3 separate regions of the Mus musculus genome follow, and regions 1 and 2 are each linked to region 3. A link is a loop called in an ENCODE intact Hi-C map of the cell type or tissue named here. Cell type or tissue: heart. All regions are shown on one strand. Links, peaks and the distances in the headings refer to the core of each region. The heading gives the core; the rest is flanking DNA. Region 1 holds the start of Nectin2 (nectin cell adhesion molecule 2). Region 2 overlaps Cblc (Casitas B-lineage lymphoma c). Region 3 overlaps Gm44805 (predicted gene 44805).

Evidence for each region. A loop is a pair of places that touch in the nucleus more often than their neighbours do. Peaks named below come from ENCODE experiments on the same cell type or tissue, not always from the same donor. Only the 100,000 strongest peaks of a DNase experiment are listed, where the experiment ranks them.
Region 1: it touches region 3 in a loop (9-fold over the local background); 4 of 42 quality-filtered maps call a loop at or near these places.
Region 2: it touches region 3 in a loop (6-fold over the local background); 10 of 42 quality-filtered maps call a loop at or near these places.

What each region holds. Positions count from the first base shown.
Region 1 is chr7:19,741,790-19,751,424 of GRCm38, reverse strand. Nectin2 (nectin cell adhesion molecule 2) reads left to right here and starts at 1,852. Exons shown (of 9, transcript NM_008990.3): 1 at 1,852-2,210. The coding sequence starts at 2,123. Gm34744 (a long non-coding RNA gene) reads right to left here and starts at 1,855. Exons shown (of 3, transcript XR_881878.3): 1 at 1,476-1,855. In heart, for the core only: CTCF peaks have their summits at 1,687 (motif pointing right) and 6,569; DNase peaks (open chromatin) are centred at 2,424, 3,404, 5,304, 6,524 and 1 weaker place; H3K4me3 peaks cover 4,932 bases; H3K27ac peaks cover 6,810 bases.
Region 2 is chr7:19,787,069-19,795,068 of GRCm38, reverse strand. It overlaps Cblc (Casitas B-lineage lymphoma c), which reads left to right. Exons shown (of 12, transcript NM_023224.5): 2 at 2,114-2,260; 3 at 2,404-2,560; 4 at 2,840-2,961; 5 at 4,532-4,669; 6 at 6,013-6,100. It overlaps LOC115486450 (a long non-coding RNA gene), which reads right to left. Exons shown (of 4, transcript XR_003946611.1): 3 at 7,777-7,915; 4 at 4,936-5,158. Among named protein-coding and RNA genes, the nearest start is that of Cblc, 5.7 kb to the left of the region's middle. In heart, for the core only: a CTCF peak has its summit at 4,801 (motif pointing right); a DNase peak (open chromatin) is centred at 4,908; H3K4me3 peaks cover 943 bases; H3K27ac peaks cover 484 bases; H3K27me3 peaks cover 692 bases.
Region 3 is chr7:19,665,132-19,674,965 of GRCm38, reverse strand. Gm44805 (predicted gene 44805) reads left to right here. Exons shown (of 4, transcript NM_001309799.1): 2 at 1,353-1,419; 3 at 1,587-1,737; 4 at 3,118-3,387. The coding sequence starts at 1,365. The coding sequence ends at 3,205. Apoc2 (apolipoprotein C-II) reads left to right here. Exons shown (of 5, transcript NM_001277944.1): 3 at 1,353-1,419; 4 at 1,587-1,737; 5 at 3,118-3,387. The coding sequence starts at 1,365. The coding sequence ends at 3,205. Among named protein-coding and RNA genes, the nearest start is that of Clptm1, 5.0 kb to the right of the region's middle. In heart, for the core only: CTCF peaks have their summits at 5,305, 5,915 (motif pointing left) and 8,031 (motif pointing left); DNase peaks (open chromatin) are centred at 1,545, 3,255, 5,455 and 5,875; H3K4me3 peaks cover 1,168 bases; H3K27ac peaks cover 1,089 bases.

The DNA of each region.
Region 1 (9,635 bases), core at 1,636-9,635, 76 kb before region 3:
ACCCTCACGTGGTGATCGTCGCTGATTAGAACTGGGTCTGTAGACCACAGTGGCTTGGAATTCTGTGAGATCTTTCTGTTTCTGCCACCTAAGTACTGGGATTACAGTTGTGCAGCACCAACCCGACCCCCTTCCTAAGATTCTTGTGAGCAACAAAAGAATTTTGAATAGTGTCCATTGTGGACCTGCCTCTTTTCATAACCCTGACCTTTGGCACCAAGCCACTTTCCCTTCCCATGACTCAGTTCCCCTTCCTTCTCCACGGCTTGATCGGGGACTGCTTGGGAGAAGACTTACACGAGGGCCTGGTGGGCAGACAAAGCTAAAACCCTTTATCAACAATGTTGTTAAAGGGGTGTGGCAACAGCTCAGAAAGGAGAGAGCTAGCTCAACTTGGAGTCAGTGCATGCCTACAATCCCTGGCTGGTTAGCCAGGACGACAGGAGATGCCATCTCATAAAACAAAACCAAGGTGGGTGGAATGGCTTCAAAGGTTGTGCCACCAAACTTGGCTACGTGAGTTGGGGCCCCGGCACCCACTTGCTGCTTCCAACTCAAAGCAAGTTGTTATTTGCCCTTCAGAAGTCAGCACGGCCTGCACACACACAAAATAATCAGCAAGCAAACAAATAGGAGCATTAACAAGAGTGGAAAGCAAGTTGGTCAGAGCCAGGGTCCACTCCTTGGGCCTTGCCACATGGGAGAGGGGCTTCATGTATGTGGCCGGTGGAGAAGGGGCCCTACCCCAGCCCAGGTGGCTCTCTCACAAGAAACCCCCAAATGCCTGGCCCTTGGGGAGGATTTGGCTGTCAGGTACTTCAGCAGCGGAGTACCTGTTCCCCTCCCCCATCCCCAACAAGTGGACCTTCTCATTAGCTCCACTCGGCGGCCCTGGGAATGTGAAAAGGCGGGTGGGGGTGGGGAGGGTGGAGCGTCTACGAAGAGACAAAAGGGCCGCCTCAAAACCAGCCACAAAGACCACAGGATTCTGGTGAGATAGAGAAAGTGGGACAAGGACAACCGGAAGGGACTGGTAGGGCCAGAGGACAGACTGACTGGTCCAGCCCCACCCAGCGGGGTTCGGCCTGCTGGGTTGGTTTATGCTGCCCCCTCGCGGAAGGCTGCGATATAAAAAAAGGATACTGGGTGGGAGGGACGCAGAGGCCAGATGCAGGGACAGGAATATTAAGAGTGACACAGAAAAAAACTATGAGACAAGAAACAGAAAGTGACAGGGACGCAAAGAGAGACGCACACAGTCAAAGGAATGCAACGAGACACGGGGACTAAGTGACATAGGCACATGGACAGACAAAGAAACACCAGAGCAGAGCCACAGAGAAACATGGGGATGCGGAGGGAGACTCAGAGGTAGAGAAAGAGGAGAAATCTGGAAAGAAATGATGCGGCGACACGAGAACCCAGGGCAGAGATCAGAAAGAAATGGGGTCCACTAAGAAGTGACCCCGACCTACCACAGCAGCAGGACTAGGAGAAAGGCTGGGACAGGGGTGTGGCCTCACCAAGGGGCGGTGCCTCAGGAAGGGAGGCCCTATGAGAGCCCACATACTCAGGCTAACCAGAGGGCAGTGGGGCGTGGTCTGGGCGAGAAGGCATGGCTTCTCCTGGTGGGAGGCGACCGGAAGTTTAGAAGGGGGTGTGACCGCGTCTCATTAGAGTGACCAGTAGGGGGCGCAGTGGGTCTTCCCGGGTTGTGTGTGGGCGTGGCTCCATGTCGAGTGGGCGTGGTCAAATAGTTAATTCCAGGAGAAGGCGGAGATAGAATCGTGGGGCCAGACAGGTGTGGGACGCGGGATGGGCGGGGTCTTAGCCCTGAGAGGGGCGGAGCCTGAGCCCTAGGATCGGCTTGGCGAAGAGGGGCGGGGCCTGTGACGTCATGAGTCCGGCCCGCTGGAGCTAAGCGAGGGGCCGGGGGGCGCGGATCCTGAGAGCCAGGCGAGGGAAAGCTGGGCCGAACGAACTGATCCGGGGAGCCGTGAGCGGCGGAAGCCGGCCTGGAGCCGGACACTTCAGACCCCTGACTGCCCTCCCAGCCGATCGGTACACGAAGAGTGGTCCCTAGGCACCCCCTGCCCGGGCCCAGTCCCTCCCCGGGCCCCCCATGGCCCGGGCCGCAGTCCTCCCGCCGTCCAGATTGTCACCGACGCTGCCGTTGTTGCCGCTGCTACTGCTCCTGCTTCAGGAAACAGGTGAAAACGCGCGGATGCCTTCGTCAGTCCTCAGAAGGGAGGGAACGGGGCATCGTCCCCCACCTCACTCCCAGCTCCCCGAGGCCCCTTTCCCTCGTGCCCCCTTCTAGGTTGGCCCTACTGATCGAGATTCTCGCAACACACCGGGCTCTCTCTCCGAGTCTCCTAACCTCCCTCTCTGCACCTCGCGTAATCACAAGTGTCCATTCTAACCCGGGTTTCTGACCCCCTCCACCTCCCTCGGCGTGGAAAGGGTTAAATCCTCCCCATCCTGTGCTGATCACTTATCCGGAATCTGGATTTCCGTCTCTGCTCTCCCCCCTCAGGAATGTGGAGAATGTTCCCCCCACTCACACTAGCTGGAGGGTCGTGATGGTGAGGAGGGACGACACCCCCCCCCCTTTTTTTTCTTTTCCTTCTTGTTGGGTTGGGCATCCGAGGCCCGGGGAGAATTGGGCGCGAGGGGACCCACAGTCGAGGTTCCCAAGACGAGTGTGTGTTGGGGGGGGGATGAGTTCGGTCTTTGGGAGCCCTTGGCAAACCAATGATGAGAGTTGGGGGCACTCAGGGGCAGGAAGGGTGTGAGTCTGGAGTGCAAGCCTCAGGGAGTTTACAGACACTGACCCCTGGGTTCTGGGAAAATTAAGAGGTTCTGCCTCCAGGATCTCAGAAGGCGAGCCTAACCCGGGTCTAGATAGAATTGGAGAAAAGGGGTTCAAACTTGTGGGTCTTGGGTTTAACTGTGGGCAAAGAGCTCTGCTCGCTGGGGTCCAGGTGCAGTTAGGGTCCAGAGGCACTATCTTGGCAGGTTCGGATTTAGCTGTAGGCAATGGAATTTAATGATCAAGGGACTCTGACCTTTACCCCTCTGCCCCCAAATATAATCAAAGGCTTAAAGACGTAGCCTGAAATTGGGAACTTAGTCGGCTGTGTCCCAGGTAGAGTCAGAGCCCGGGAGGTTTGCAGTTTTCCTCCCCTTCCCCCTTTCCTTGTGAGTGGCAACGTCCCTGGGGAAGTTTTCCGGTATCGCTTTCACCTAGTTTGGGAGGGGCGGGGCGGGGCTGGAGCGCTAAGAGTCCCAACTCCTGGTTTCGGGACCTTATCTCTCCTTTGGTCACGCCTTTGTCCTCGAAGCACTTGGAGAGGTAAATGGGAGGAGCCTCCTCTCTAAGACTCGCTCCCCTTTCCCCACCCCCCAGCCCTGGAGGGGACTTGGGGCTCTGCGAGGCCAGGGGGTGGGGGTGGGGGATGGGGTGAGGTGTAAACAGGTGTGCTGACCTCGCCCCGCCCCTAGCAGGTGACCTGGCTGTTTCTTCCTAACTACACACTCTGGGATGGGGAGCGGGGAGTTTCTGGAGAGTTTGCTCAGAACGGGGATCAGAAGGATCGTAGGGAGAATGCCTGTCACTTTTGGCCTCGTTTTTTCTTTCGTCACCTCCTTTGAGGTCATTGGCCTTGACCTCCCAGATAGATGAGATCTGTACCTGTCCCTCTGAGTGAATTCTTAGAATCCACCCGTGTGGTACCTCATAGCAGATTCCACAGAACCCCAGAGCAAACCTTGTTCCCCTTCCCAGCCTGCGAACGGGGAAACCGAAAAGGACACTCTCCCAAGGTTCCACTCCCGTCCCTTGAAAGCCTTTGAAAGCCAGCAACCCAATAGCCAGGCTGGGCAAGCTCCCCAAAGTGCTTCCTATTTCCTAGACCTGTGGTGACTGTCCCTTCTCTGTTGAATCCCTGGGGGGATTTCCTGGGGCTGGGCCTTCCCTTCGAACGTTGGGGAGAGGACCTTGGCCTTTCCTAACCCATCCTACTCCTATCTCCACTTCCTCATTCCTTCTCTCTCCCTCTCCTTTTTCTTTTTTCATTTCCCTTTCCATCTCTCCCTTCTCTCTCTTTCCGGGCTCTTTCTCCTTTCTGTTCTGTTTGTCCTTCCTTTGCTCTCTCCATCTCTCCCTTGCTTTCCCTACATCTCTTTCCCCTGGCTCTAGCTGCTCAGCCTCCCTGCTTCCTGGCCTCCTCTGGGAATGGGGCTTACACCACCTGGACCTCCTGCTGGAGCCTGAGCCTCCCTCCCCACTCTTCCCTATCTCTCTCTGCTCATCTATGTCATCCAGGCAGCCCCACACAGTGGCGGGGGAGGGGAGAAGAGGGGATGGCAGGCCTGGCTGTCTCTTCTCGTTAGGGAAGGGGAACTGAGCAGAGAAGAAATGGGGGAGGGGGAGGGGGGGGCAAGAGACAGGATGGAGAGCAGGGATATAGGAAGAGGAGCCAAGAGAGGGAGGGGACGGGGATCAGACCTATGCAAGGATGGAGTAATGCAAGGATGGAGTCATGCACAAAGAATGAAGGAAGATTGCAAGGGAGGGCAGAAAGATACCAGAAAGGGGCAGGGGTGCTGGGGTGCTGGGAGGGGTATAGGCAGGGACACTGGAAGGGCAGAGAGGTTTGGTGACAGGAAAGGAGATCAGAAGACCCCAGCCAGAGGGCTGTGGAGATCCTGTGACTTGGAGAGGTCAGAGCACAGGCCAGTCTCAAGGCCAGCCAGCATGTAGGGGCCACAGGGAGTTAAAGACACGGGAGGCACAGGGAGTCTTGCACAAGGGCCAGCTCCCCTGCCCCCGCTGGGATGCTGATACATTTTTAATGCCCCAGCAATGCTGAGAAACAGAGCAGGAAGGGAGGAGGAGATGGACCAGGAGAGATGGCCCGGCAGTAAGAAAGTATGTCAGGAGCCTTGGAGAGGTGTGAGTGCTGGATGCCTAGAGACATGGAGACCCCAGGGTCACAGAAACAGAAACCTAAGACAGGGATGAACACCTGTGACTCCAGCACTCAAAGAAAGCTGAGGAGGGCGGGGGGGGGGGGGGGGGGGCGGGGGGATTGCAGGGAGTTCAAGGCCAGGCTGAGTTACATAGGAAGACCTTGTCTCAAGACAGAATGGTGGAGTCAGGCCTGTAATCTCAGTGCCAGCGTGGGGGAGGCTGAGGCAGCACACTGTCCACCCCCAGGGCCGCCTTGGCTGGAGAGCGGAAAGACTGGGGGGAAAAAAGAAATGGGCTGGGCCAGTGGATAGAGTGTTCACCTAGCATGCACGACACCCTGGGTTCCAAACTCAGCACCTCCAACGGCAGGCATGGTGGCACAGGACTGGAATCCAAGCGAGAATTCCGGATTGCATGGCTATGTAGTGAGATTGAGGCCAGGCAGGGTTATCTGAGTCCTTCTCTCGGAAGAAAACAAGAGGAGCAAAGCAGTCGGCAGAGTGCTTGCCTAGCATGCATGAGGCCTAGGGTTCAATCCCTCGCACCCAAAAATCACCAGTGGTAGTGTGCACCTGTAATCCTGCAAATGGAAGATAGAGACCAGAGCTTCAGAAGTTCAAAATCATATTTGGCTCCATAATTAAGATCAGGACAGCCTGGACTACTTAAGACCCTGATTCACACAAAATGTATGTTATTGTGGGGAGTTAGCCTTTAATCCCAGCACTCAGAAGGCAGAGGCAGGCAGATCTCTGAGTTCAAAGCCAGTCTGGGCTAATTAGAGAGTTCAGGATAGTAAGTCAGTGTCTGTCTGTCCGTCTGTCCCTCTCTCTCTCTCTCTCTCTCTCTCTCTCTCTCTCTCTCTCTCTCTCTCTCTCGCACTCTAGGGAATGAGAGGCAAGGGGTCAGGGGGAGAGAAACAGACCCTAGAAGTAGGATCTGTACACCAGCAGAGGCCAGAATCTCCTGGAATGGGGATTCACACTGAGGTGTCCGCTCTCTCGGCAGACCAAGAGTGGTCTATCCCAGGCCCCAGCCAGGAGAGCCTTTGAGAGCTTCACCCCATGAGCCTGTCCTTCCATAGGAGAGGTCCTCTGGGAGCTGAGCCCCAGCAGCAGCAGGAGGCTGCGCATCCAAGGGTCCAGAGGGGCCTCGGGAGGCTCACATAGAAATCCAGACACAGCCCAAGCCACGTACCCTGGCAGCTCTGGCTGAGTTCTCACCCCTCAGACAGGCTCCGGATGTCCACTGTGGGGGTGGAAACTATGATTAATGTAATTAATTAATTACCCAGGTGGCTGAGGCAGCAGCTGATGCTGGTCCTCAAAGCCCTCTGGCCTTGAAGGGTTTGCTCCAGCCCTGCCCCACCCTGATATGGTGGGGGCTAGGACACAGCTTGTTTTATAGGTGTGCAGGGGCCAGCTGGGACTGGAGGAGCCAGCCAGGCCGGAAATCTAAGAAACTAGGCTTCCAGACCCTCCTCCAGCCTCCTCCCTCAGACTATTATCCCCCCAGGTCTAACCCTCCCGTGTCTTTCCTCAGTCTGGGCTTTACCTACGCCAGAGGCAGTCTCTACTCTGGCCTGCAGGAAGCCTGCTAGTCCATTCCCCAGGGGAGGAGGAAGTGTGTTTGAAGACCCAGCTGACATCTCTATAGAGCTGTCACCAGTCAGAGGCAGAGAAGCAAGTGTTCCCACTGGCCACTGTCTCTGGGCGTGGTGTTGGCTGTCCGTGTCTGTCCCTGCAAGGTCACCACCGCCACTTGCTGAGAAGCCTGCAGGAAATGTGTTTCTTGCACAAGGCCACGCATCTTCCCCGGCTTCACGACTCCATCTCCCCTGCTTCCCCATCCGACACCCAGAACCCCTGGCTCCCCTCACCACATAGACTTCAAACGCCACAAGTCATTATGCATCTGTCTTCCTCCCCAAGCCCAATGTCCTGCTCCCATTCCCACTTGGGAGAAAACTTCCAACTAGATCAGCAGGTTCTCAACCGCTTTCCGGTGATCTTAGGAAGCCCCAACCGCAAGTTTATTTCATTGCTACTTCATGATCGTAAGGCCATTAGAAATACGTGTTTTTCATTGTCATGACGCACAGGGCTGGAACATCTGACCAGATATCTCTCCATCAGTATAGCCCTTACCCTGGTTTAGAGGCTTTATTTATTTATTTACTTACTTACTTACTTACTTATCGTTTTGGTTTTTCAAGATAATGTTTCTCTGTGTAGACCAGGCTGGCCTTGAACTCAGTTTCGCCCGCCTCTACCTCCCAAGTGCTGAGATTAAAGACCTGGCACCAGAGGACTTTTCTTGGCTCTCACTGACCTTTCCAAACTTTAACCTGTTCCTTCCCCTTGTTTACAACTCCCCGTGGCTCCCAGTACCCTCACAGAAAAGCCTACACACTCCACTTCAGCTGCTGCTTGTGCTGTGGGAAGACGGTATTCATAGGCTGGCATAGGCCAGACTCTTCCTGCACCAGCCTCCCCATGCTGGGGTTACAAAGGTATGTACCCCCCCCACCCCATACTTGGAAGCGCAGCACTTTTTGGTTGCCCATCATTCATTCATTCATTCATTCACTCACTCATTCATTCAGTACATTTACAGAGCACCTTCAGAATACCAGACACTGTTCTAGGCTCCGGAATACAGCAATGAATGAATCAGAGCTCTCTTTCCCTGTGGCTCTGCTGGGGAGATAGGTGGATGGTTGGTTGGTTCTGTGCTGGAGGGAGCAAGTTAAGAATCCTTGTTATCATTATGGTGACCAGATCCTGCCATCACTAGATAAGGAGGAAGCCAGGCTGACCTGCTACAACCCATGCAAAGGCCCCGGAGGCCAGAAGATCAGAGAAGAGAGGTTAGGATACTGAGCAGCTGGGCATGGACATGAAGGGTCTGAGTGAGAAGAGAGCTACTGAAGGCCCCAAGCAGAGAAGAGGGCTACCAGCTACCAAAGTTTCTGGCTGTGTGTGGAGACAAAGCCGGAGAAGTAGGTACCTAGGAGGTGACCCAAGCAGGAAAGGCTGGTGACTTAAGCCAGAGTCGGGACCCTGAGGGAGCACACATAGTCTGACTGGAGATAAATCTTAGCGATAGAGCCTAAAGGATGGGCTTCCTGAGGCTTCTACTCCAGGAGGTGGGAGAGAACACATCAGACTTCCGTGCTGACCTGCTACTAAGGGTTTAGAAGGGCCTTTAAAATGGACTAGTACTCAGGAGGCAGAGGCAGCCTGTGAGTTCGAGGCCAGCCTGGTTTACAGAGTGAGTTCCAGGACAGTCAGGGCTACACAGAAAAACTCTTGTCTTGAAAAACCAAAACAAACAAAAAAAAGCACTACTCAGCCGGGCATGGTGGCGCACTCCTTTAATCCCAGCACTCGGGAGGCAGAGGCAGGTGGATTTCTGAGTTCGAGGCCAGCCTGGTCTACGAAGTGAGTTCCAGGACAGCCAGAGCTACACAGAGAAACCCTGTCTCAAAAAACCAATAAAAAAAAAAAAAAAAAAGCACTACTCTTGGTGTTGGCGGGGAGGGGGTGTTGGTACAACTATGTGACCCCAGTATCTTGAGTATCTTGGGTTCCACGGTTAGCTGAGACTATGTAGTCAGACCCCATCTTAGAAAAACAAATAAAACAGCAGCCAGGGAGACGGCCCAGCGGGTGAAGGTGCTTGCTGCCAAACTTGACAGCCTGAGTTCTGTCTCCAAGACCCACACAGTGGAAAGAAAAGAGCCAACCCCACACCTGTGCATTGGCACCCCCACCCCTGCCCCACACATATGTAAATGCAGTAATTAAATAAAACAAACAAACATAAGCCACAGTTCATCTCACTCTGAACATCCATTCTTGTATTCAGAATTAGAGACTTAGTCTGGAGGTCTTGGGGCTGTGAGATTCTTGTCATTTGTATGTTTTCATTTATGAAGGGCGTCCCTGGATAACGAAGGTTAACCTGGAATTCTCTGGCCCCAAACATCCTTATGCCTCTGTCTCCTTAGTTTTGGAATTATGACTGAAGGCTGCTGAGCCTGGTTCACTGATACCTCCTGTGTGTGTGTGTGTGTGTGTGTGTGTGTGTGTGTGTGTGTGTGTTAATACAAGAGGACAATGTTCAGGAGTCTGTTCTCCCTATCCACTACTCGGATCTCAGAGATTAAAATCCGGTTATCATTCTTGGCTGCAATCACCTTTACCCGCTGCGCCATCTCACCAACCCCTCCCCGACACCTTTTCAAGCCCATTTTTCTGTCCTTGATGTCCTTTTGCCTAGCTCCAAGACCTGTTCTAATTCACATTTGCAAAGCTGTGTAATCCCAGCTCTTCTGGATGGTGAGACAGGAGGATTGATGTGAATTCAAGGCCAACTGAAGCCAAACATTGAGACCCTGTCTAAATAAACAAAATAAAACCCAGGCGGAAGCAAAGGCAAGCCCTGCCAGATGTGGCCTGTGGGGACAGGCACTGACCCTGTGACCTGGCCTGCAAAGAGTGTCAGATCTTTTACTTGAATTGTTCCAGGGGAACCTGCAGGGTGACTTAAATGTCTCCATTTTACACATGAAAGAACTTGGGCTTGAAAAGGTCACCCAGCCCAGAAGCAGCAAGCAGCAGGAAGCTCTCATCTCTCTGTGTTTCAATTTGAAAAA
Region 2 (8,000 bases), core at 1-8,000, 120 kb before region 3:
CGCGGCACCACGCCCGGCTAGATTTCTTTTTTATCACTTGGAATTAGCTTTCACTGTTAGTGTGCATACACTGGTCAGAGTCAGAAGACAGGTTGCCAGTGTTTTTAACAGCTGAACCAACTCTAGCCCCAATTGTTACAATTTTTGTTACTTCTTTCAGCCTGCCTTGTTGCAGTCTGGTGTATATGCCACAGCTAAAGCACCTGCTAGAGAGATGGCTTTGGGAAGTGGTTCTCAACCTGGCCATCCAACCACCCTTTCACAGGGTCTCCTAAGACCATGGGAAAGCACGGGCGTTTACATTATGACTCATAACAGTAGCAAAAAGGAAGTAGCAAGGAAAATAGTTTTATGGCTGGGGTCACCAGAACATACAGAACTGTATTGAAGGGTCTCAGCCTTAGGAAGGCGGAGGAGCACTGGCTTAGAGGCAGAGGGCTTTCTGCTCTAGCAGAGGACCCAGATTCCAGCGCCCAGGATGGATGGCTCATAATCACCTGTAACTCCAGCTCCAAGGGATCGGACACCTCTTCGGACCTCCTCAGGAATCCACACTCATGTGCACATATCGATTTACACACACACACAGAGATACACACACATGCATGCACACGTACACAGAATTAAAAATAAAAGTAATTTTTTTCTTTTTTTTTTTTGGTTAATATTTTTTAAAAGACTTATTTTTATTTTATGTAACCCCTGAGCTCCAAAAGTAAATCTTAAAAAGAAGAGGAGGAGGAGGAGGAGGAGGAGGAGGAGGAGGAGGAGGAGGAGGAGGAGGAGGAGGAGGCAGGCCAAATGGTGGTGCATACCTTTAGTCCCAGCACAGGTGGATCTCTGAGTTCAAGGACAGCCTGGCCTACAGACTGAATTCTAGGACAGCCTGGGCTACAAGAGAAACAGCAGCAGGTCCTTTAATTGTGGAATATTGTAGCTGTTTCAAAAAACCAAGCAAACCAAAGAACCAGCTTGTCACTCTAGGCTGAATGTGGTGCCAGAGCCCTCTGAGCACTCAGATCTCAGCACTCAGGAGGCAGAGGCAGGCAGATTTCTGATAGTTTGAGGCCAGCCTGGTCTACAGAGTGAGTTTAAAGGCCAACTCAAACTATATAATGAGATATCGTCTCAAAAAAAAGGGTGGGGGATGGGGAAGGTAGCTTCCTGTCTGAGCCAGCCAGAGTTGCTGATGGCAAACTCATTGGGCTACACAGCTCTGCATTCTGGGAAGCGAGGTTGCTAAGAAACTGTCAGGAGCCCTACAGACCTGGCCACGGAAGCTATTAGTATAAATGAGAAATATAATAAAATCAGCATGCACTGAGTGCTAACCCAATATAATATGCAGGGTTTTTTTGATTTTGAAAATGCTGGGGATGGAACCCAGAACCCTAAGCATGGTAGGCAGGGGCTTTTCCACTGAGCCACGCCCCCAAACCCTCACTGGGGGAATTCTAGGCAGGGGCTCTACCACTGAGCCACGCCCCCAGCCCCTCACTGGGGGATTCTAGGCAGGGGCTCTACCACTGAGCCACTCCCCCTGCCCCTCACTGGGGGATTCTAGGCAGAGGCTCTACTGCTGAACCTTGCCCCGAGCTGTGTCCTCTCTGTGCTCATAAGGTTCAGGAGCTGAACTCACATGTTTATTTGCACTTCACGGGTGAGGAACGGAGGCAACTTGGGAAAACATTTGTTAATGATTTTCCAGAACTTTCATAGCTGTTAGTTGTCCAAAAACCCGTTATTGCCTTCTACATCCTGATCTCAAACTCAGGGCAGCCAACACACCCACACCCACTGGTGTGGAAGGCAGTTTTGGGCATTCGCTAAACACCGATGGCAGATGGTTATACCCCATCTCAGTAGGCGAGACTTCTCCAGCCGCAACAGGCTCTGGGCCTGTGCTATGCTGGCTGGAGGCCAGTTTGGACTTTAGCTTCCACACTTCCTTCATCGATGAGGAAACAGAGGTGCAGAAAACAGAGGCCTCAGAACTGAGACTGGCTCTTGGTACATTGATTCATAAGAGGAAATCTGGAGGCTTTGCACCTGTAGGGACTCTCCCTACATCATGTGTGATGCTCATAGCTTCCCCCCCCCCGCCCCCCCGCAGGCGACAACTGGCCAAGCTGGCCCTCATCTTCAGTCACATGCACGCGGAGTTGAGCGCACTCTTCCCTGCTGGGAAGTACTGTGGGCACCTGTACCAGCTCACCAAGGGCTCTGCCCACATCTTCTGGAGGCAGAATTGTGGAGTTCGGTGAGTGGACCTTCACCACGGGACAGTGGGCTCCAAAATCCCTTAACTGCCCTGCCCAAGGACCGGAAGTGGGGAGAACAGCCTCTTCCTATCATAGACCCTCTCTCCATCCGTAGCTGTAACCATACCACCTTCCCATCCAGGTGCGTGCTTCCCTGGGCTGAGTTCCAGTCCCTCCTGTGTGCCTGCCACCCTGTGGAACCAGGCCCCACCATGCAGGCCTTGCGGTCCACCTTGGACCTCACCTGTAACGGCCACGTGTCTGTCTTTGAGTTTGACGTCTTCACCAGGCTCTTTCAGGTCAGGGAAGGTCACGGCAGGGGGTCTGAGGAAGGTGCTAGGGCCTGGACCCCTGGGTCTGAGGAAGGAGATAGGGACTGGGCACACTGGATCTAAGGGAGGAAGGCTGGGTCTGGACCACTGAGTCTTGGGGAAGAAAGGGTATATGGTTTCCTGTGTGTATAAACCGTGTTCAGGATCATCACGGATGTGGGTAGGGTGGTGGATTCTTGAACTCTGAAGGTCCTAGGGCATAGGCTACTTCCTTGGTCCCTTAGTGATTATCTCTGTCCCTCCCAGCCGTGGCCCACTTTACTGAGGAATTGGCAACTCCTGGCTGTCAACCATCCTGGCTACATGGCCTTCCTCACCTACGATGAGGTCCAAACACGCCTGCAGGCCTACAGGGACAAACCAGGCAGGTGAGCAAAGCAGGGTTCCCTGGGACAAGTAGTCTAGTCCTGGCAAGTGTGTAGGGGGCAGGAACGGGGGCGGGGGCGGAATCCCTCAACTTCTGAGAGGCTAAGAATTGAGGTTCCTGGGAACCCAGAAGTGGGAGCTCTGCAGCTGGGGGCCGGTGGTTTTCCCGTAATTTCAGCACTTGGGAGGTGGAGGCTGGAGGATGAAAAGTTCAAAGCCAGCCTGGGCCACCTGAGACACTGTCTCAAAAAAAAACAAACAAAAAAAAAACCTCTGAGTTAAGATGCCCAGAACCCCTGCCTCCTCTTCTGGAGCCTCCTGGGTCATCCCACAGCCCAGCAAATAAAGCAGCTCTACCAAGGAGTTCTGAAGCTAAGGCCCCATCTTGACAAGTTAGAGGCTATGCTATAAACCTGTTAAATGGTTTTGCTTTGGACTGGTGAGATGGCTCAGTGGGTAAGAGCACCTGACTGCTCTTCCGAAGGTCCAGAGTTCAAATCCCAGCAACCACATGGTGGCTCACAACCATCCGTAAATGAGATCTGACTCCCTCTTCTGGAGTGTCTGAAGACAGCTACAATGTACTTCCATATAATAAATAAATAAATAAATCTTTAAAAAAAATGGTTTTGCTTTGAGACAGGGCTTGCTTCATTTAGCCCAGGCTAGCCTCAAACTTGCCATGTAGCTAAGGATGACCCATGAGATTCTGATAATCCTCCCTTTACATGTCCTGAGTGCTGGGGTTATGGATATCACCACTCCACTCGGGTTTGCTTTTGTTTCATTTTGAGTTTCTCTGTGTAGCCCTGGATGTCCTGGAACTTGCTCTGTACACCAGGCTGGCCTCGAACTCAGAGATCTGCCTGCCTCCTGAGTGCTAGGATTAAAAGTGTGCACCTCTTACGGTCCAGCTAGTTGGCTCTCCTTAACAGGCTGAGGATACACCGAGCACCCACAGGTTGAAGGAAGAAATCAGTCTCTGCAGGGCTGAAGTGTGGCAGCCTCTGGAAGGCAAGGACAGTATAGCAGCTGCTCTCTAGAGACCCCTACTCTCTTCAGGCTGGGGGAGGGAGGGGAAGGGAGGGGAAGGAAGAGAAAGGGGAGGGCCACTCTCAGTCTGTCTGTCTCTATCTCATACCAGACGCTGCTCGGTGACAATGTCCTTGTCTAGATGGGTTGCTATAGGTAGATAAGGTATCTCGTAGCCCAAGCTAGCCTTCAATCAGCTGTATGGGTGAAGGGAGGGAAAATTATAAAATGGAAAGAAAGAACACACAGACAGATCCAAGCTTTCAAGCACTTTCATCGGAGGTCATGCCGGAGTGTAACTTGCTTCCGTTTTTTCCTGTATTAGGCTCATTCTCAGATGTGACCCATTGCTATGGTGGGCAATGGTAGCTAAAGCCACAGACATATACCTTCTCAGTCTGTAACTGTGGATGGGGAGCAAGGCCCCTCTTCCATAAAGGATGAGGAAGGAGATACCTGGATCCCAGACAGGGCAGACAGCTGAGTGTCCCAAGAAGAGACAGCAGCGACCACTCTCCATCCCATGTCATCTTTCCACAGCTATATCTTCCGGCCAAGCTGTACCCGCCTGGGGCAGTGGGCCATTGGATACGTGAGCTCCGATGGAAGCATCCTGCAAACCATTCCTCTCAACAAACCTCTGCTGCAGGTGCTCCTGAAGGGACAAAAGGACGGCATGTGAGTCCCCAGCCTAATAGGAAAAGGGTGTTAGCAAAATCTACTTGGAGAGATTTAGCACAAGTCATGCGTTTGGCTTGAAGGTACGGGCGTGGACACAGCCAGCACACCAAGTTGCAACGCCACGAGCTGCCAGCAGGGGGCGGCCGGGTTCTCAAGGCGGGGGAATGTCTGCAGTCAGGCAGCGGCTGCAAAGTGCAAAATCCCTCCGGCAGACTGGGCTTCAAAGCCTGTGCTTCTAGAAACTGTATCCTGCTCTAGGGTCTAGATTGTCAGGTCAGGGGCGGGGAAACAGCCAAACTAGTGGTTTTCCACCTGTAACCTCAGCTGCCTCCGGCGGTTTCCTGAGGGAAGTTGCCCGCGGTGGTGAGGGGAGGGGCCGGCGGCTCTCCAGGGTTCTCTCTCACCCAGATCTTTCGTGGTTTGCCCCGCTGGGGATGCTTCCTAGCTAGGCCAGATGCTACCAATGAGCTGCAGGGCTGGTGTGAGCTAGAGACAGAGAAGAGAGGGACAGGTGCACAGACCTGTTGCTTCTCATTGTTCACAAAGCTCCTGTTCGACAAAATAGCAAGAGCCTTGAGTCATTACAAACAACAGTGTTACTCTCAAGGAGCAGGCAAGCTTATGTCGCCTTCATGATCCCATTTTATACCTTTTTTTTTTTTTTTGAATGTATTTGGTCTTCTGTTCTTTGTTTTGAAAATGTACTGGTCTTGAGCAGGAGGGAGATATGTGGGGTGTGTGTGTGTAAGTATTCAAGGTACAGGAGTATCCTGAGATCTGCATTGTAAGCTACACTGTGAGATTCTTGTTCAGCAAGAAAAAGAAAAAAGTATAAACTGATCATAGTGGGGACGTGGCACAGTGGTAGAGCCCTTTGCCTAGAATTCCCCAGTGAGGAGCTGAGGGCGTGGCTCAGTGGTAGAGCCCCTGCCTAGAATCCCCCAGTGAGGGGCTGGGAATTTAAATCAGTGGTGGAGCCCCTGCCTAAAATGCTCCAGGCTAGGTCAATACTACAAAATAGAACACGGATCCTGAAAGGACAGAGGTTTAGATTTCTTTCTTGATTCTCAGGCTGGAGGCCAACAGTTCAGTGCAGCTTCTCTAAAATGACCAAGTGGACAGTTCTGTCCCAGGGATTGGAGAATACACTTGCTCTGGGAAGTTCCAGTGTGGGCGCGAGTCAGGTCCTAATACACATGTGTGCACACACTCACACATGCACATATTCATGTATGCATACACCAATGCATGCATGCACAAATGCGCGCACACCAGGTAGATGAGGTAAGTGGGTCCCTGTGAGTAAAGCCCCTCAGAGCCCAACTATGTTCTCCCCTCAGCTTCCTCTTCCCTGATGGAAAGAAACACAACCCAGACCTGACTGAGCTCTGCCGGGTAGAACCCTACCAACGCATCCAAGTGTCAGAGGTGAGTTCCACACTCATGTCCACTACCCAGCTACTCATCTCGGAGATATGGGGATGTGGTGCTGGCTTGGAGCCGTGTACATACGAGCCAACCCTTGCTTCTCTGAGGCTCTCTGAGTTCCTCCACTGGGAACTGTCGCCTCTACAGCCTCCTCGCCAAGGTTTTTTTCTTGGATATCGAATGAAGAAAAGAGCTTCTGAGATCATCAAAATAGCTGATGCATCTGAGTGTTTATCAGCTCTGAGTCTGAGCAGACACCCAGCGCCAGAAGAGCCAAGATGTTTTTCTTTTTGTTCTTAGGATGGAACCCAGAAACTTGTGCTTGCTACAACAGAGTTCAACCACTGAGCCACGCCCCCAGCCCCTCACTGGGGGATTCTAGGCAGGGGCTCTCCCACTGAGCCACGCCCCCAGCCCCTCACTGGGGGATTCTAGGCAGGGGCTCTAATACTGAGCCACGCCCCCAGCACCTCACTGGGGGATTCTAGGCAGGGGCTCTACCACTGAGCCACGCCCCCAGCTCCTCACTGGGAGATTCTAGGCAGGGGCTCTCCCACTGAGCCACGCCCCCAGCCCCTCACTGGGGGATTCTAGGCAGGGGCTCTAATACTGAGCCACGCCCCCAGCACCTCACTGGGGGATTCTAGGCAGGGGCTATACCACTGAGCCACACTCCCATGTTTTTAATAAGGAAATGGCTTTATTGACTATACTGTAAAGGACTGGGCAGTAACAGGAGTACTGACTTTAGGCAGTGCAGCCAAGCCTCATGACATCACTTCAGTTCCCAGCATCCCCGGGGTGGAAGGAGAGAACTGAGCCATCCTCTGACCTCCATATGGCACCATGCTACATATGTACAGAGAGTGCTACCGACATCTAGCCTTGGTTTTTGTGGGGTCTCCCCCACCCCCGCCATGGTGGTGGTGGTGGTGGTTATTATTTCAAGATCTCTCTTAATAGCCCTGGCTGTTCTGGAATTTGTTTAGGTAGTGGTCTACCTGGCTGGCCTTGAACTCATAAACTCCATCTGCCGCTGCCTCCTAACTTCTGGTACCAAAGGTATGCACCTCAGTGCCTGGCCCTTGAGGTTGTGGTGCAAGGATTTTCTATGTAGCTAAGCCTGGAGCTCTTCATCCTCCTGCCTTGGCCTCTGGAGGAATTACAGGCCTTTGACAATATGAAATTTTTTTAGCCTAAGTACATTCTATTCTATATTTAAGATTTTCTCTCTGTGCGCAAACCAGGCTGGCCTTGAACTCACTGAGATCCGCCTCCCTCAGCCTCCAGAGTGCTGGGATTAAAGGCATGTGCCCAACTTTATATAACTTTTAAAATATATTTTAAATTTTTATCTTTTGGGTTTTTTTTTTTTTTCTTTTTCGAGACAGGGTTTCTCTGTGTAGCCCTGGCTGTCCTGGAACTCACTTTGTAGACCAGGCTGGCCTCGAACTCAGAAATCTGCCTGCCTCTGCCTCCCAAGTGCTGGGATCAAAGGCGTGCGCCACCACGCCCGGCTAAATATTTATTATTATTTAAAAAATTATTTTGTGTGTATGAGTATTTGCCTGTATGTATGTGCCCCCATCTGTATATAGTGTCCACAGAAGCCAGAAGAGGGTGTCAGATTCCCCTGGAATTAGAGACTTATTTAAAACTAAATAGCTAAAACGCACCAGCATTCCCAAATCACGAGGAATCCAGAAAGCACGTCTCTTGTCGAGGGTTGAAGACATGCTTGGTCTGATGTGACACTTGTCTGTAATTCCACTGCTGCTTGGGCTAAGTCCCGCCTCTGGGATGCATAGTAAGATCCTGTGGCCAGGAAAGAGGAAGAAACACAGATACCGATGAGAGTCTTGGGTGCACTGGCCTTCAACCTGGTTGTCAGTTTTCTTTT
Region 3 (9,834 bases), core at 1,035-9,034:
AGAAAGGCAGGGAGTGTCAAAATCTGAAGAGCAGAACTGGAGTTGTAGCTCAGAGGGTAGAGTGCTTGCCTGGGGTGCTCAGGGTTCTAGGTTTGAGTCTCAGTACCACATGAAGCTAGATATGGTGGCACACACACGTGATCCCAGCATTCCAGGGGTGGAGGCAGGACGATCAGGAGTTCAAGATCAGCCGAGTCTACTCAGTCAAGTTGAGGCTATATGAGACATTGTGGACTTTGGTTTTTGCCTCCTTTGTTTTTAAGTGGGGCCTTGAGACATGGCTCAGGGGTTAAGAGTCTCTTACAGAAGACTTGGGGTTTGGCTGAGCTTTGGTGGCGCTCACTTTTTTTTTTTTTTTTTAAGATTTATTTATTATTATACATAAGTACACTGTAGCTGTCTTCAGACGCGCCAGAAGAGGGCGTCAGATCTCATTACGGGTGGTTGTGAGCCACCATGTGGTTGCTGGGATTTGAACTCAGGACCTTCAGAAGAGCCATCAGTGCTCTTAGCCGCTGAGCCATCACACCAGCCCGGCACTCACTTTTAATCCTAGCACTGTTCGAGGACAGTCTGGTCTACAGAGCGAGTTCCAGAACAGCCAAGGCTACAGAGAAACCCTGTCAAAAACAAAACAACAACAAACAAACAAACAAACGCTTCACTACATCTCTAATTCCAGTTTCTTGGAATCCAAGCTGTTTTCTGGCCTCTACAGGGACTAGACCTGCACTACGTGCATCTATATACACGAAGGCAAAATAGCCACATACATTGATTTTATTATTATCATTTTGTTATGTTTTTTTTTCCAGACAGGGTATCACTCTGTATAGCTCAGGCTGTCCTAGAATTCACATTGTAGACTGGACTGAACTTCAACTTGAACACATAGAGAGCCATCTGCCTCTGCCTCCTAAGTTCTAGGATTAAATGCATGTACTACTATGCCTGGCTACACACACACGCACGCACGCACGCACGCACGCACGCACGCACGCACGCGTGCGCGCCCAGGTGTAATGGCACACACAATCAACACTACTGCTTGAGAGCTCAAGATAGGTGACTCTCTGAGTTTGAAGCCAGTCTGTTTTACAGAGTGAGCTCCAGGCCAATCAGTGCTACACAGTGAGACCTTGTGTTATCCTGCCCCCCTTTGCCACCCCTCCCTCCTAAAAAAGCAACCCTCTAGAGTAGAATTCCAGGAGAGACCTCATCTGAATTAACAGGTTTCAAATCTTGGTTGGGCAGGAATAGGGACAGAATAGGGTCCCACCCACGCCTGGCGAACAGGAACGCAGTTCCCAGTGATCCCTCTGTCTAACACAACCCTGTCCTTAATGCTCCAGGTCCCAGACAGCATGGGGTCTCGGTTCTTCCTGGCTCTATTCCTGGTCATCCTGATGTTGGGAAATGGTAAGTGGGTCGGGTGGCAAGATGGCGGGAGGAGTGAGTAAGGAAGGGGTGGGGTGACCCTCAAGCACCTCCCTACATTCTTCAACCATTCCTTCGTCTTCCTCACCTGCCTCGACTCACCCAAAGTCCCCTTAGCACCTCTAATCTAATTATCTCGCTTCCCTCAGAGGTCCAGGGGAACCAGGAAGATGACTCGGGCAGCCTGGCTCTGCTGGGCACGGTGCAGGGCTCCCTCTTAAGTTACTGGACCTCTGCCAAGGAGGTTGCCAAAGACCTGTACCAGAAGACATACCCGATCAGCATGGATGAGAAACTCAGGTGTGTCCCTCCCAGTGGGGACAGATCCCGGCATATGCACACCCTCGGACCCAGGGGTCCAGGCCCTATCCCTCCTCCCTCAGACCCAGGGGTCCAGACCCCAGCCCTCCTCCCTCAGACCCAGGGGTCCAGACCCCAGCCCTCCTCCCTCAGACCCAGGGGTCCAGACCCCAGCCCTCCTCCCTCAGACACAGGGGTCCAGACCCAGCTCTCCCCTCCTCCCTCAGACCCAGGGGTCCAGACCCCAGCCCTCCTCCCTCAGACCCAGGGGTCCAGACCCCAGCCCTCCTCCCTCAGACCCAGGGCTCCAGACCCCAGCCCTCCTCCCTCAGACCCAGGGGTCCAGACCCCAGCCCTCCTCCCTCAGACACAGGGGTCCAGACCCCAGCCCTCCTCCCTCAGACACAGGGGTCCAGACCCCAGCCCTCCTCCCTCAGACCCAGGGGTCCAGACCCCAGCCCTCCTCCCTCAGACACAGGGGTCCAGACCCCAGCCCTCCTCCACTCTCAGACTCAGGGCTCCAGACCCCAGCCCTCCTCCCTCAGACACAGGGGTCCAGACCCCAGCCCTCCTCCCTCAGACACAGGGGTCCAGACCCCAGCCCTCCTCCCTCAGACTCAGGGCTCCAGACCCCAGCCCTCCTCCACTCTCAGACTCAGGGCTCCAGACCCCAGCCCTCCTCCCTCAGACACAGGGGTCCAGACCCCAGCCCTCCTCCCTCAGACACAGGGGTCCAGACCCCAGCCCTCCTCCCTCAGACACAGGGGTCCAGACCCCAGCCCTCCTCCCTCAGACACAGGGGTCCAGACCCCAGCCCTCCTCCCTCAGACACAGGGGTCCAGACCCCAGCCCTCCTCCCTCAGACCCAGGGCTCCAGGCCCCAGCCCTCCTCCCTCAGACCCAGGGCTCCAGACCCCAGCCCTCCTCCCTCAGACACAGGGGTCCAGACCCCAGCCCTCCTCCCTCAGACACAGGGGTCCAGACCCCAGCCCTCCTCCCTCAGACACAGGGGTCCAGACCCCAGCCCTCCTCCCTCAGACCCAGGGGTCCAGACCCCAGCCCTCCTCCCTCAGACCCAGGGGTCCAGACCCCAGCCCTCCTCCCTCAGACCCAGGGGTCCAGACCCCAGCCCTCCTCCCTCAGACCCAGGGGTCCAGACCCCAGCCCTCCTCCCTCAGACACAGGGGTCCAGACCCCAGCCCTCCTCCCTCAGACCCAGGGGTCCAGACCCCAGCCCTCCTCCCTCAGACTCAGGGCTCCAGACCCCAGCCCTCCTCCCTCAGACTCAGGGCTCCAGACCCCAGCCCTCCTCCCTCAGACTCAGGGCTCCAACCTCTAGGTGCTTCCTTCCAACCCCTCCCTGTGCTTTCTTCTCTCCAGGGACATGTACAGCAAAAGCTCGGCGGCCATGAGCACTTACGCAGGCATTTTTACAGACCAGCTCCTTACTCTCCTGAGGGGAGAGTAGCTGCCAGGCAAGCCCCAAGTTAGGGGAAAGGAAAACCTGATGACAGACACCGCGCCTCTTTGCTCGCATCACCAGACCAGGATGGTCCTACACCACCCTGTCCCAGCTGCTCCCGCCTTCCTGCTCCCAACTAGAGCCCAGAGTCTTTCAGTGAAAGAATAAATGAGTCCAGGTTCACTGGCGTCGTGTGGCTTCTTTTCAGAGGTTCCCAGGGCCAAGATGGAGGGTCTTTGGAATCTCGTCCCCATTTGATCAGTGTGGTTTTGTGACAAGGTGGTAGCACCCTGCATTCTGTAGCTTTCACTTAAAACCCCAGTTTTAAAATTACTATTTAATTATTTATTTATTTGAGACAGGCTATCTCTATGTAGCCTTGGCTGTTCTGGAACTCATTCATAGATTAGACTGGCCTCGAACTCAGAGATTCACCTGCCTCTATCTCATGATTGCTGGAATTAAAGGCATGCACCACCACCCTGCTCTTTCTCTCTTTCTTTCTTTCTTTCTTTCTTTCTTTCTTTCTTTCTTTCTTTCTTTCTTTCTCTTTTTCTTTTACACAACAGGGTTGTTTTTTTTTTTTTTTACAGATTTATTTATTATTATATCTAAGTACACTGTATCTGTCTTCAGACATACCAGAAGAGGGCATCAGATCTCATTACAGATGGTTGTGAGCCACCATGTGGTTGCTGGGATTTGAACTCAGGACCTTCAGAAGAGCAGCCAGTGCTCTTAACCGCTGAGCCATCTCTCCAGCCCTATAATTCTTTGTTTTGTTTTGTTTTGTTTTGTTTTGTTTTGTTTTGTTTTGTTTTTTCAAGACAGGGTTTCTCTGTGTAGCCCTGGCTGTCCTGGAACTCACTTTTGTAGACCAGGCTGGCCTCGAACTTAGAAATCTGCCTGCCTCTGCCTCCCAAGTGCTGGGATTAAAGGCGGGCACCACCACACCTGGTGATAAACAATTTTTAACCTTTCCAAAATACCCGGATGTGGCAAGCGGTACCTGTAGTTACAACACTTCCAAAGTCCTGGGACGGATAGAGGCAGAAAAATCAGGAGTTCAAGATCATTCTCAATTGTGTAGCGAGTTAAAAACCAGCCTGGGCTACATGAGACCCTCTCTCAAAACCAACCAACCAACCAAACAAACAAACAAACCAGGGTGGAGAGGTGGCTCAGTGAGTACAGGTCATTTGTCCCCAGAACCCACATAAAGATGGTAGGGGAGACCCACTCCACATAGGTCCTCAGCCTCTACATTTATGCTGTGTGTGGCACAGGCACATACACTCACCAGCATATACACACAATAATAACTCAGGGCTGACCAGGCAGTAGTGGCTCACACCTTTAATCCCAGCACTTGGGAGGCAGAGGCAGGTGGATTTCTGAGTTTGAGGCCAGCCTGGTCTACAAAGTGAGTTCCAGGACAGCCAGGGCTATACAGAGAAACCCTGTCTCGAAAAAACAAAAAGCAAAAAACTCAGGACTGGGGAATCTTGCTTAGCCCATGTGTGTGTCCTCAGTTCAAACCAGACAAAGCAGGGGAATGAGTTGTCCAGACAGATGCCTGGCACAGAGGAAAGGCTTGTTGGAGCTCACAAGGCACTGCTAAAGTTAAGATGTTGATGCTAAGGTTGCTAGGGGCCCAGGAGGACACACACTGAAACCTGGGCTCTTGGACAATTCCAACATATTAATTTCATATGTATTTTACCAAAAATCTTGCTAGATAGGGGGACAGAACACAGCAGAGAAAAAGACAGCCATGCTTCCACGTAGCCTCTGACAAAGAGCTAACCAACAGAGTTGGGCATGGTGGCATGCGTTTATAATCCCATTACCTGGGAGGGAAAGATAAGCAGATCTCAGTGAGTTGGAAGTCTGATTGGTCTACAGAGCAAATTCCAGGATAGGTGGGGCAGAAAAGAAAGACCCCCGAGCCAAAGAAAGACAATAGCATCCTTTTGATGATTATAGCTTTGCGGTATGTTTCATTTGGCTGTTCTTTTTTGCTTATCCAAGATGGGGTCTTAAGTGCAGCTCACCCAGGCTCTCCTGTCTCATCATAAGGATTGAGGACAAGACTGCTCCTCACTCCTGTGTCCCATAGGTGGCACTATTGGTCCCGCAGAGGACCCATGGCCTGGATTTTTTTCTAATCTGTTTGGCAATAACCTACAGCCAGCCAGTCTTTCAATACTCCTGGGGCAATTTTCCCAGGTCCTGAGGCTGGGCAGCTGTGAGTCCAGTAGAAAACAGGGACTGGGAAGGAGGGGCGGCGGGAAGGCTCCCAAGTCCCCAGGGCCTGGGAAGAACTGAGGCTGCCAAGCTCTAGGGGTGCCTGGGAGGGGGGAGACACATGGGGAACAATTCCCCCTCTGTCCAGTGTTTCCCACAGACTCAAGCCAAAGGGAACTACTGCCCAGGCAAGTTCTGCTCCCAGCCAATCCCAGGGCCACCCCCAAATACTTTTTGCCCCCTCAGCTCCTCATCACCTCTGTGTAGGACCCCACAGTCCAGGTGCCCCGATTCTGCCTAAGACCGAGTGATCTGAACCCTGGATTTCTCCTCTCTCAGACTGAGGACTCTGTACCTTGAGTCTCTCGAAGACTTAGAAGATGACTGTGCCAGCCCACTTCTCCTATAGAGGCTGAGAACACAGCTCTTGATGGTGTTGGGTGCCCCCTAGTGGTGAGCAGAGTGAGTCTGTTCTGTGACCCACTTAATATTACGAGCTGGCACTGAGTGAAGGCACAGGCAGACTTGTAGTCTCGAGTGTGAGGATGACTGGCCAGCTTCCAGTACGTAGCGAGAACTTGTTTGAGCAACAATCACCTGGTTGTTCTTGTTTTGTCTTTTTTCGATGTTTTGTTTTGTTTGTTTTGGGTTTTTTGAGACAGGGGTTCTCTGTGTAACAACACTGGCTGTCCTGGAACTCACTCTGTAGTCCAGGCTGGCCTTGAACACCTTCAGATCTGCCTCCTTCTGCCTCTCAAGTACTGGGATGAACGGTGTCCAAATACCCCAGGCACCATGCATACTAGACAAGTACTCTAGTCTCTACATTTCTAGTCCCCATCTGTATAATCCAAAGTTTTAGCTTAATTTTATGTGTATGAGTGTTTTGCCTGCATATATGAGAGTGCCTGGCAGCAAGGAGGTCAAAAGAGGGAATCCAGTCTCAGTCTCTTAGAACTGGAGTTACAGATGTTTGTGGACTGACATTTGGGTGCTCAGAATTGAACCTGAACCCTGTGGGGATCTCTGGAAGAGCATCCAGGCTCCAAACCACACCACTGAGCCAATGCTCCACCTTCTACCTTTCTTCTTCTTCTTCTTCTTCTTCTTCTTCTTCTTCTTCTTCTTCTTCTTCTCCTCCTCCTCCTCCTCCTCCTCTTCCTCCTTTTCTTCTTCCTCCTCATTCTTTTAAAACAGGGTTTCTCTGGGCTGGTGAGATGGCTCAGCAGAGTAAGAGCACCCGACTGCTCTTCCAAAGGTCCTGAGTTCAAATCCCAGCAACCACATGGTGGCTCACAACCATCCGTAACAAGATCTGACTCCCTCTTCTGGTGTATCTGAAGACAGCTACAGTGTACTTACATATAATCAATAAATAAATCTTTAAAAAAAAAAAAAAAAAAACAAAAAAAAAAAAAAAAAACAGGGTTTCTCTAGTCCTGGCTTTCCTGGAACTCACTGTGTAGACTAGGCTGGCATCAGACTCACAGAGATCCGCCTGCCTCTGCTTCCCGAGTGCTGGGATTTAAGGTGTGTGCCACCAACCAGCTCAGACATATCTTCATATATTTCTTTTCTTCTTCTAGACTCAGCAGCATGTAACTCAGGCTGACCTAGAACTTGTCGGTGGCCTTGAACTTGTGATCTTTACAGGTGTCCCCTATCACACCTGTCTGGCTTGGAAGCCCAGGCCCTTCTACACAGGTAGAAACTCTGCTGGTATTCCCTGGGGGGAAACTGAGGCAGAATAGAACAATGAAAAATGAAGAGGGTGCATGAAGGAAAATGGGAAGAAGAAAAGGCCTCTGTCTGGGGGCCTGTTTTGCTCTTCCTGTTCAGGTCCAGGAAATGTGAGAACTCAATGAGGAAGTGAAAACTGCCTACAGAGAGGGTTCATTTCTCCTACAGTGTGATGGTTTGAATGTGGCTGTACCCCATACGATCAGAGGTGTGGACTCCTGGTCTTCAGTTGGTGGTACTGTTTGGGGCCACTTAGAAGCTGAGGCCTTACTGGAGGAAATATGCCAGTCTCCCTCCCTCTCCCTCTCTGTGCTTAATACATTCATTTGGGGACACGTTCTCTGTTTCTTGTTCCAACCAGCATGCCTGCTGCTTGCTCCTATGTCCCTCCACCCCCACCACACTGTACTCTTGGGAGCTATAGGCTAAAATAAACTCTTCCAAAACTTGCTGTTGGTCATCACAGCAACAGGAAAGTAACTAATACAGACTTCATTGGGAACTATGTAAATCAGGCTGGCCTCGAACTCAGAGATCTGCCTGGCTCTGCCTCATAAGTGCTGGGATTAAAGGTGTGCACCACCACCCTGCTAACTTATTTATCCTTATTTTATGAGCATTGGTGTTTTGCCTGCATGTGTGAGGGTGTCAGGGACCTGTGTCTTCTGAAAGAGTAGCCAGTGCTTTTAACTGCTGAGACATCTTTCCAGGCCCTTATGTTAAGGAGATTTTTAGTTGGAGCTGAGATGGCTTAGCTGTTCTGGAGCACCCGAGTTCCATTTCCAGGACTACATGGCCACTCACAATAGTCTGTAACTCCAGCTCCAGGGACCTGGCGCCCTCTTCTGGCTTTCAAGGACACTAGGCACATATATGGTGCACATCCATACATGAAGACATAAAATAATGAATTTTTTTTTTTTTTTGAGTCAGGGTTTCTCTGTATAGCCCTGGCTGTCCTGGAACTCACTTTGTAGACCAGGCTGGCCTCGAACTCAGAAATCTGCCTGCCTCTGCCTCTCAAGTGCTGGGATTAAAGGTGTGAGCCAGCACACCCGGCTATTTTTTTTTAAAGAGTGTTTTAGTAGGGATATAGACACTCTCACCAATTAAGGGGGCTTGTTTCCAGAGGATCAGTGTTCAGTTCTCAGTCTTCCTGTTGGGTATCTTATAATTGCTTATTGAAACAGGTGAAGTTAGAGATTCACTGGCTTCTGCCTTCTCAGTGCTGAGACTAAAGTCGAGCACCAACACTCCCAGTCCTTGATTGTGGTCTAACAATCTTTGACTTTTTAGTTACTATAAAATTTGAGAACTTTTTGTAACTGATATAATTCACTAACTTTGTAGCTAACAATTTGAGAGATTTTGTATCTAATGTAAAATCATGGTGTTCTTGTGCTGTGCCATGAAACAAACGTTCGTGAACCCCAAAAAGACCACCAAGGAGCCAAATCCAAAGCAATTGCATTAGGATCTTTTTATTCAAGCTCTTGTTGCGGTGTAGCCTAGAACTAGTGCTAGGTACCGGCCTGTTAGTTTACTTGAGTTCAATCTTAAGTCAGATTCTCTGAGATGGAGTCTGAACCCAAAGGAATTGGTCTCTCACTTGTTTAATGTGCTGAGACATAACCTGTAATCCCCGATAGCACTCCTAGCACTCCTGAGGATGAGGCTAGAAGATGCCGCAAGTTCTATGCTTGCCACAGCCAGGGCTTCATTTCAAGACCTTTCCCTTTACCCATCAAAACGAACAAACAAAAGGAGAAAATAGGATTATTACTCTCATGTATGTTATGTTTTAATCCCAGTATTCTGGAGGCTGAGGCAGGAGGATCAGGAGTTGAGGCCGGCCTGGGCTACAGAATGAGATCCTGTCTTTGTGTTTAAAGATTCGAGGTTTGCAAGAAAGCACAGACCCCTAATGGAAGACGAGTGCTAAACTAAGCGGCCTAAAAGCGGCTAAGGTCCGGGATGAAGGTGGCTCAGCGGCTAAGAGCATATCTGCTCTTCCAGAGGTCCCGAGTTTACTTCCGAGCAACCACACGGTGGCTCACAACCATCTATAAGGTGATCTGATGCCCTCTGCTGACATAAAGATACAGTGCTCGTGTACATAAAACAAATAAACGAGTCTTTATTTGAAAAAAGTGACTAGGGTCCCATTTCCAGGTGTGGTGTCCGTAAGAAAGCAGATACGGCCTAAGGATGAACTACAGTCTCCGAGGGTTGATGACGAAAGCTTAAGACAAGGAAATCGCATCAGAAGCGAAAAGAACAAAGTAATGACCACCCCTTAGGTCGAAAATCCGCAGCCAGAGAGGGGTTTTCTCTTCAAGAGGGGCGTGGCTCTAGCGAATCGCTACGGTGGCCGGAAAAGCTCCGAAACCATCGACTTTGTAAAACCCGAGAAGAAACGGCCATCCGAACTGCGGTGGAATTGCTTGGGAAGACCATACAATCAAAAAAATAACCATCCACCTTGGCCGAGTGTAACAAGTAGAACCCATGAAAAGAGCATTTCCTGCTATAGAAAGTTCAAGCACTCGGAGAAGTCACTCCCTGCTAGACCAAAACAACCAAATTGCGGTGAAAGGGGCGGACGTCGAGTACGGTGGCCTAGTTGGTCCTTCAAGAGGGCGTGGCTT